2 separate regions of the Homo sapiens genome follow, and region 2 is linked to region 1. Evidence: read pairs that join two places in POLR2A ChIA-PET (ENCODE). Cell type or tissue: PC-9. All regions are shown on one strand. Each heading gives the region's core, and the rest is flanking DNA. Links, peaks and the distances in the headings are about the cores only. Region 1 overlaps DSTN (destrin, actin depolymerizing factor). Region 2 overlaps DZANK1 (double zinc ribbon and ankyrin repeat domains 1).

Region 1 (4,407 bases), core at 148-4,147:
GGTCAGGAGTTTGAGACCAGCCTGGCCAACATGGTGAAACCCTGTCTCTACTAAAAATACAAAAATTATCCAGGTGTGATGGCACGCGCCTGTAATCCCAGCTACTCTGGGAGGCTGAGGCAGGAGAATCACTTGAACCCGGGAGGCGGAGGTTGCAGTGAGCCGAGATCGTGCCATTGCACTCCAGCCTGGGGGACAAGAGTGAAACTCCGTCTCAAAAAAAAAAAAAAATGGGAAGTACTGGAAGAGTTGGGCTACTTTAGCTAGAATTTAGAGAAGGCCTCTTTTGAGGTAGGACTTACATGGCAATAAAGAGCTAGCTATGTGAAGAGCATTTAGGGCAGAAGGAACTCTTAAGTAGAAGGGCCTGTAGAAGAGAATGAGCTTGACATTTGCCAGGGACAGAAAAAAGGCTTGTGTGGTTAGCATTCAGTCAACAAGGGGGAAATAAGTAGAAAATAGATTATAGGCAAGAACTAGACCAGAAAGGGCCATTAGGTCAAAGGTGAGGAATTTGAATTTTATTCTGATGACACCAGGAAGCCATTGGGTGTGTGATGGTGGGGAGGTGTTAAGTAGTGTAGTGGAGCGAGATATGATTTATCCCTGTGGTTGATGTGTAGAGACATACAAATGGGGACAAAGACCAATTAAGAAACTATTGCTGGCTGTGTGTGGTGACCCATGCTTGTAATCCCAATGCTTTGGGAGGCCGAGGTGAGAGGATCACTTGAGGCCAGGAGTTAAAGACTACCCTGGGCAACATAGAGAGAACCCGTCTCTACCAAAAAATAAAACATAAATAACCAGGCATGGTGGCACGTACCTGTAGTCCTAGCTACTTAGGAAGCTGAAGCAGGAGATTACTTGACCCCAGGAGGTCGAGGCTATGGTGAGCCAAGTTCACGCCATTGCCCTCCAGCCTGAGTGACAAAGCGAGACCCTGTCCCTAAACAAACAAACAACAACACAACCAACTATTGCTTTATTCAGATGGTAGATGGTGGTAGCTTGAATTAAGATTTGTTAATAATGAGAGGTGGTAAGATTGGATATATATTTTGGGGGTAGAGCTGGAAGGACTTAATGATAATTTGGATGTGTGGCATAAGGGAAAGAAGACTATCAAAGATGGCTCGTAAGGCTTAGACCTGATCTACCAGATATTTGATGGTGTCACTATGCTTGAGGTCCTATAAAAGAACTAAAACAAAATAGTTTAGCATAAATTGAGGTTCTTAGAATTTTGAGGAATAAAAAAATTGATTCAAAAGTTTTATAAATCTTTAAAATACCATAATTTCATAGTTGATTATATAAAAGTAGTATATATTCATTGTAGAACATTAAGAAAAATTTAGCTGTAATGACAGTTCCAACCAAAGTATTAACATTTGGGACATTTTCTTTTAAGCCATTTAATATATATTCTCATTTTTTCAAGAAGTAATTATTAACTACCTTCTAGGAACCTGGCACTGTTGTTGTAGGCTCTAGAGATTCAATAATATACAAGAAAAAGTCCCTGTCTCTATGAAATATACATTTTTTTTTTTTTTTTTTTGAGACTGAGTCTCACCCTGTTGCCCAGGCTGGAGTGCAATAGCGTGATCTTGGCTCACTGCAACCTCCGCCTCCTAGGTTCAAGCGATTCTCCTGCCTCAGTCTTCTGACTACTGGGATTAACAGGTGCGCGCCACCACGCCTCGCTAATTTTTTATATCTTTAGTAGAGATGGGTTTTCAACCATGTTGGCCAGGCTGGTCTCAAACTCCTGACCTCATGATCTGCCTGCCTCAGCCTCCCAAAGTGCTGGGATTACAGGTGTGAACCACCACACCCGGCCCCGAAGTATACATTCTAATGGGAGAGACAGTTAAGAAATAAGTAAACAAATAAGATAATTGCAGATTTTATACGTATTATGATGAAAATAAGGGAATGAGAGAGTGACTATCTGGAGACTGCCAATATAGATTTTTCTCACACACTTGAGTTAATCTATAAAGGATAAAACTGTATTTCCCATTTCCCAGTGTGACGTGAGTGCCAGGATAATTCAGTTGGGGGGAGAATAGTGTTTTCAACAAATGGTGCTGGCACAATTGGATATCCGCATGCAAAAGAACGTATTTGGATCCCTGCTTCATACTGTATGTTGTATTTAACTTAAAATGGATCATAAATCTAAATGTGAGCACTAAAGCTATGAACTTCTAGAACACATAGGTATAAATCTCTGTGAACTTGTGTTAGGCAATTTTTGTTGGTAGTTTTCCTGGCCTTTCTAGGCAATGACACCAAGAGCACAAGTGACAAAAATAGATAAATTGGACTTCATTGTATTCAAAAATGTTCATCAAAGAACACCATCAAGGAAATGAAAACACAACCCACAGAATAGGAAAAGATGTTTGCAAATCATATACCTGACAAGGAGCTTGTGTGTAGAATATATTAAAGGACTTACAACTCAACAATCAAAAACCCACTTGTTTGGGCAAAGGATTTGAATAGCTGTTTCTCTAAAGATGTGCAAATGACTAATAAGCCAATGGAAAAAAATGCAGAACATCATTAGCCATTAGGGAAATGCAGATCAAAACCGCAAATACTGCTTTGTACCTGCTAAGACAGCTATAATGAAAAGATTATTGTAGCAAATGTTGGCCAGGCTATGAAGTTGGAGCACCCATACATTGCTGGTGAGAATGTAAAATGGCGCAGTAATTTTGGAAAATAGTTTGGCAGTGCCTGAAAAAATTAAACTTGGGAGCTACCGTATGACTCAGCAGTTTACTCCTACCTACATATCCAAGCAAAATGAAAATGTATGTCCACACAAAAACTTGTACACAAATGTGCATAGCATTATTATTCATAGTTGCCAAAAGTGATAATAACCCAGTGTTCATCAGTTGATGGATAGATGGATAAATGTAGTATATCCATGCAAGGGAAGGGAATATTATTTGGCAATAAAAAGAAATGAAATACTGATACATGCTACAACGTGGATGAACATTGAAAATATGCTAAGTGAAAGAAACCAGTCCCAAAAGATGACATATTGTGTGATTCCATTTATACAAAATGTCCAGAATACACAGATCCATAGAGACAGAAAGTACATTAGTGGTTAGTAAGGGCTGGGGTGGGTGGGAGTGGGAATGAGGAATGACTGCTAATGGGTTTGGAGTTTCTTTTTTTTTTTTTTTTTTTTTTTGAGACAAGGTCTCTGTCACCCAGGTTGGAGTGCAGTGGCATGAGCATAGCTCACTGCAGCCTCTACCACGCTGACTCAAGTGATCCTCCCACCTCAGCCTCCTGAATAGCTGGAACTACAGGCCCATACCACCATCCCTGGCAATTTTAAAAAGTTTTTTTGTCAAGATGAGGTCTCACTATTTTGCCGAGGTTGGTCTTGAACTCCTGGACTCAAGTGATCTTCCTGCCTCAACTTCCCAAAGTGCTGAGATTATAGGCATGAGCCATTACACCCAGCCCAGGGTTTCTTTTTGTGGTGTTCAAAATGGTCTAAGATTAGGAAGTGGTGGTGATGGATGCACAACTTTGTGACTATACTGAAAACCCACTGAATTTACTACACTTTAAACGGGTAAATTTCATGGTATATAGAATATATCTGTAAAAACTACTTAAATTGTTTAATAATATCATGCATGTACATCACCCTCATGTTAAATTTATTTTTATAAGAAATACTCTGTCATCTTGTGCATAAATCTTGCATTTCTTCAAAAGAGAGTCCTAGGTATGAAATCACTGAATCAAAAAGGTGTGTGTATTTCTAATATAAAAAAATATGCTTACCTGCAGGGCACAGTGGCTCACGCCTGTAATCCCTGCACTTTGGGAGGCTGAGGCAGGCGGATCACCTGAGGTTGGGAGTTCGAGACCAGCCTGACCAACATGGAGAAACCCCATCTCTACTAAAAATACAAAAAAATTAGCCGGGCGTGTTGGCGCATGCCTGTAATCCCAGCTACTCGGGAGGCTGAGGCAGGAGAGTCGCTTGAACCCAGGAGGCGGAAGTTGCAGTGAGCCGAGGTCACGCCATTGCACTCCAGCCTGGGCAACAAGAACGAAACTCCGTCTCAAAAAAAAAAAAAAAAGGCTTACCAGAGAAAACTTAGAAAATATAGAAAACTAGAGAGAAGATAAAAATCAGTTATAGCCTCACTTTTAGAGATAAAATTGTGGAACTTCTTTTTCTTCTGTACTGTTTTTCATAATTGAGATTATACTGTACATGTAACTTTATATCCAGCTTCTTCATTCACTGAAAGTAAGTCATAAGTATTTCCCACATGCTTTTCAAAACTTGGCATAAACATGATTTTAACAGCTGCATCAGGAACTATCCTGTGGATATACTATCATTTA
Region 2 (4,407 bases), core at 338-4,337, 840 kb after region 1:
AATGAACCAGTATAGAATATGCTATTGGAAACCTCACCTCTTCCTTCTTAAGGGGTTCTACAATATATCTACATCTCTTGATGAAAGAAGTACATGAAGAAGTACATAACTGGTCATGTTTATAAAGCCGTCAGGTATACACCAAGGGCACTTAGTAAATTTCACTGTTAGCATCTCAAGTTTTACCTTTTGGATTTCATCTACATCCCCCCCGTAAAACTTTGGTGCAATTAATATGACTACTAGGATTCTCTCCAACAAGCTCCACATATGTGACGCTTACAGATTTGGACTTTTGATGAATCCTTAAAACGGAGGTGACTAGGGAAAAAATAAGAACCACAAAGTGGTATTTAGTGGGATAAGAAAAATGTCTCCACAGCAACTGCCTCAGCATTTCAAATGCCAATCAGGGACTTTGCTTGGTTAAGGGCAGTCTTCTAGGCTTTAAGCACCAACTATTTCCCCTCCATTGTGCCTTGAGGGTTGTCAGTTTGCATTTATCAGAAGCTCAAAGGCACCTTGAAATGAAGAATGCCGCATTTAGAATTAAGGAAAGTCCAGATCACTTAGGACTCTGATTCCAGGTGACATCCTGCACTTATTCCAAGTACTTTTCATGCTGTCAGGCATCTTAAATGTACTAGGCATCCAGGAATAATGGTATGTCCCATAGGCTTTTGAAAAAATCTCTCCCTGGGTGGCTTGCAATGCTCAGCTGGATTTGCAGGTGCCTCATCCACCCTGGAGCATCATCTGGCCCCAGAGCACAGCAGTTTGCCCTACCATGCAGCTTCTGCTAGCAGAAGCCATGCAGGACTGCTCCCTTTGCCCATTTTTAATGGCATTATTTGTTTACTTACTATTGAGTTGTTTGAGTTCCTTATATGTACTGGATATTAATCCCTTATCAGATGTATGGTTTGAACATATTTTCTTCCATTCTGTAGGTTGTCTCTTAACTGTGTTCATTGTTTCCTTTGCTGTGCAGAAGCTTTTTAGTTTGATGTAATTCTGTTTGTCTATTTTTTGCTTTTGTTGCCGGTGCTTTGGGGGTCATATCCGAAAAAAATCATTGCCCAGACTAATGTCATAAGCTTTTTCCCTATGTTTTCCAATAGAAGTTTTTCAGTTTAATCCATTTTGTGTTGATTTTAGTATATGGTGTGAGATAAGGATCTAATTTCATGCTTCTGCATGTAAATATCCAGTTTTTCCCAAACCACTTATTGAAGAGACTATCCTTTCCCCATTGTGTGTTCTTGGCACTTTTGTTGAAAATCAATTGATGGTAGATGCATGAATTTATTTCTGGGCTCTCTATTCTTGTCCATTGGTCTACATGCCTGTTTTTATGCTAGTACCATGCTGTTCTGATTACTATATGCTGAATATCTCTAATCTGAAAATCTAAAATCTAAAATGGTCCTAAATCCAAACTGACCTATGTGATGGGTCACAGTTGAAATGCAGTCAAAACTTTGTTTCATGCACTATGTTATTTAAAATATTATATAAAATTACCTTCAGGCCATTTGTATAACGTGTATAAGAAACATAAAGAATTTCATGTTTAGACTTGGGTCCCATCATCAAGATATCTCATTATAAATACATAAATATTCCAAAGTCCAGAAAACCTAAAATCCAAATACTTCTGGTCCCAACTATTTCAGATAAGTGATACTCAGCCTGTATAGCTTTATAGTAGCTCAGGAAGTGTGATGTCTCTGGCTTTGTTCTTTTTTTTTTTTTTTCTCAAAATTGATTTGGCTATTCAGGGTCTTTTGTGGTTCCATACAAATTTTAAGATTTTTTTCTATTTCTGTGAAAAATGTCAGCAAAATTTTGATAGGGATTGCATTCAATCTGTAGATCTCTCTTTAGGTATTATGGACTTTTTAACAATATTAATTCCTCCAGTCCATGAACATGGGATATCTTTCCATTTATAGTCATGCACGACATAATGATATTTTGGTCAATGATGAACTCCACATATGACAGTGGGCCCCATCATATTTTATAGAAGCCAAAAACCTCTATCACCTTGTGATTTGTATTACAAGTGCCTAGAACACTGAGTAAAGTTTGCAACCTAGGAGCAATAGGCTATACCAGATAGCCTAGGTATGCAGTAGGCTATACCATCTAGGTTTGTGAAAGTACTGTACATGCCATGATGCTAACACAACAATGAAACAACCTAACAATGCATTTCTCAGAATGTTTCCCTGTCATTAAGTGATGCATTACTATATTTGTGTGTTCTTCAATTTCCTTCATCAATGTTTTATAGTTTTTAATGTACAAGTCTTTCACTTCCTATAGTTGGAGCTTTCCAATACCCCGTTTTCATTATTTGCTAGAAAAACTAGACAAAAATAAGCAAAGATATATAATATCTGTGCAACATTCCACATTGATTTAATTGATATTTATAGAATACGCAACAATGACAGAACACACATTCTTTTCAAATGCACCTGATATGTTTTCCAAGTTAGATGCTGGGCCATAAAATAAACCTCATTAATTTAAAATAACTGAAATTATACAGAGTGTGCTCTCTGACCATTAATGGAATTAAATTTGACCTCAATAAGAGTAAGATAAGTAGAGAAAGTGCATATGTTTTGGAATCAAATAAATAAGTCATAGGTCAAAGAAGAAATCACTGATAAATGAGAAAATGTTTTAAACTGAATTATAATGAAAATACATAGGATGCTGCCAAAGAAGTTCTTAGAAATTTATAGTTTGTGTTAGAAAATAAGAAAAATTTGAAATGAATAATTTGAGTTCTCATCTTAAAAATTAGAAAAAGAAAATCAGATTAAACCCAAAGAAAAGAGAATAAATAAAGAGCAAAATAAAAAAAATAGGATTCAAAAAAATAGAGCAAATGAATTAACCAGAAGCTAGTTCTTTGAAAAGATCTAGCTAGATCTTGAAAAGATCAATAAAATTTACAAGCCAGACAGAGAGAGAAGGAATGATAAAGAAAGAACACACATATTACAAATATCAGGCATGAAAGAGGGGAATAGATCCTACATACATTAAAATGGTAAAAAGGGAATATCATGATTAAAATGATTGGTGATACCGGCCGGGCGCGGTGGCTCATGCCTGTAATCCCAGCACTTTGGGAGGCCAAGGCGGGTGGATCACCTGAGGTCAGTTGTTCAAAACCAGCCTGGCCAATATGGTGAAACCCCATCTCTACTAAAAATACAACAAAAAAATTAGTCAAGCATGGTGGCAGGCACCTGTAGTCCCAGCTACTTGGGAGGCTGAGGCAGGAGAATGGCTTGAACCCAGAAGGTGGAGGTTGCAGTGACCCAAGATTGTGCCACTGCACTCCAGCCTGGGCGACAGAGCAAGACTCCGTCTCAATAACAACAACAACAAAAAAAAAAAAAAAGAAAAGAAAAGAAAAAAATGACAGGTGATATCAAGTGTTGGAGATGATGCAGAGAAACTGGAACCTTTATATATTGCTAGTAGAAACACAAGTGATATGCCAGCAATATATGAATGTATACCACTTCTGTTCCTACCAGCAATATATGAAGGTTCCAGTTTCATATAGGGCAGTATCTTATAAAATTAAACATGCGTTTAAATAGGACCCAGCAATCCTACTCCTAGGTATTTACCTAAGAAAAATGAAAACTATGCCCACACAGAGATTTGCATGTAATGCAGCATTATTCATAGTGTGCCGGCACTGGAAACAGCATGAGTACCTGTGGATGAATCAACCAGTAGATCCATACTGAGGAATAGTACTCAACAATCAAAATGAAAAAAAAAATCAATACATGCAACAACATGAACGAACCTCAAAAACATTCTGCTAAGTGAAGGAAATGAAGCACTCACAAAAAACTACATACTTCCATAAAAGACAAAATCATAGTGTCAAAACAGATCTGTATTTTTTGGGTCTGGTGACCAGGGAAGTGGCTCAACTAGAAAGAAGAATGAGAAAACTTTTCAGGGTAAATAGAACTGTTAAATATCTTCATTGTGGTGGTAGTTAAAATGGCTATATATAATTACCAACATTCATCAAACTGTACAATTAAAATAGGTGAATTTTACTGCATATAAATCATATCTCAATAAAGCTGGAAACAAAAGGAGTTCCCTCAAATCAACTACTCTTAGACTGTCCGTGATTAGACGACATTAAAAGGTATCTTGTCAGAGGGCGCAGTGGCTCAAGCCTGTAATCCCAGCACTTTGTGGGGCCGAGTTGGGCGGATCACGAGGTCAGGCGTTTGAGACTAGCCTGGCCAACATGGTGAAACCCCGTTTCTACTAAAAATACAAAAATTAGCCAGGCGTGATGGCATGTGCCTGTAATCCCAGCTACTCAGGAGGCTGAGGCAGGAGAAT

What was found. Peaks named below come from ENCODE experiments on the same cell type or tissue, not always from the same donor. Only the 100,000 strongest peaks of a DNase experiment are listed, where the experiment ranks them.
Region 2: POLR2A ChIA-PET joins it to region 1 with 6 read pairs; 2 of 35 experiments call an interaction of 5 or more read pairs at or near these places.

Annotation. Positions count from the first base shown.
Region 1 is chr20:17,580,533-17,584,939 of GRCh38, forward strand. The region is part of intron 1 of DSTN (destrin, actin depolymerizing factor); the gene reads left to right. Among named protein-coding and RNA genes, the nearest start is that of DSTN, 13 kb to the left of the region's middle. In PC-9, for the core only: no CTCF peak of the experiment used is centred there; no DNase peak of the experiment used is centred there; H3K27ac peaks cover 805 bases.
Region 2 is chr20:18,421,058-18,425,464 of GRCh38, forward strand. The region is part of intron 10 of DZANK1 (double zinc ribbon and ankyrin repeat domains 1); the gene reads right to left. It also overlaps the pseudogene GCNT1P1. Among named protein-coding and RNA genes, the nearest start is that of DZANK1, 44 kb to the right of the region's middle. In PC-9, for the core only: no CTCF peak of the experiment used is centred there; no DNase peak of the experiment used is centred there.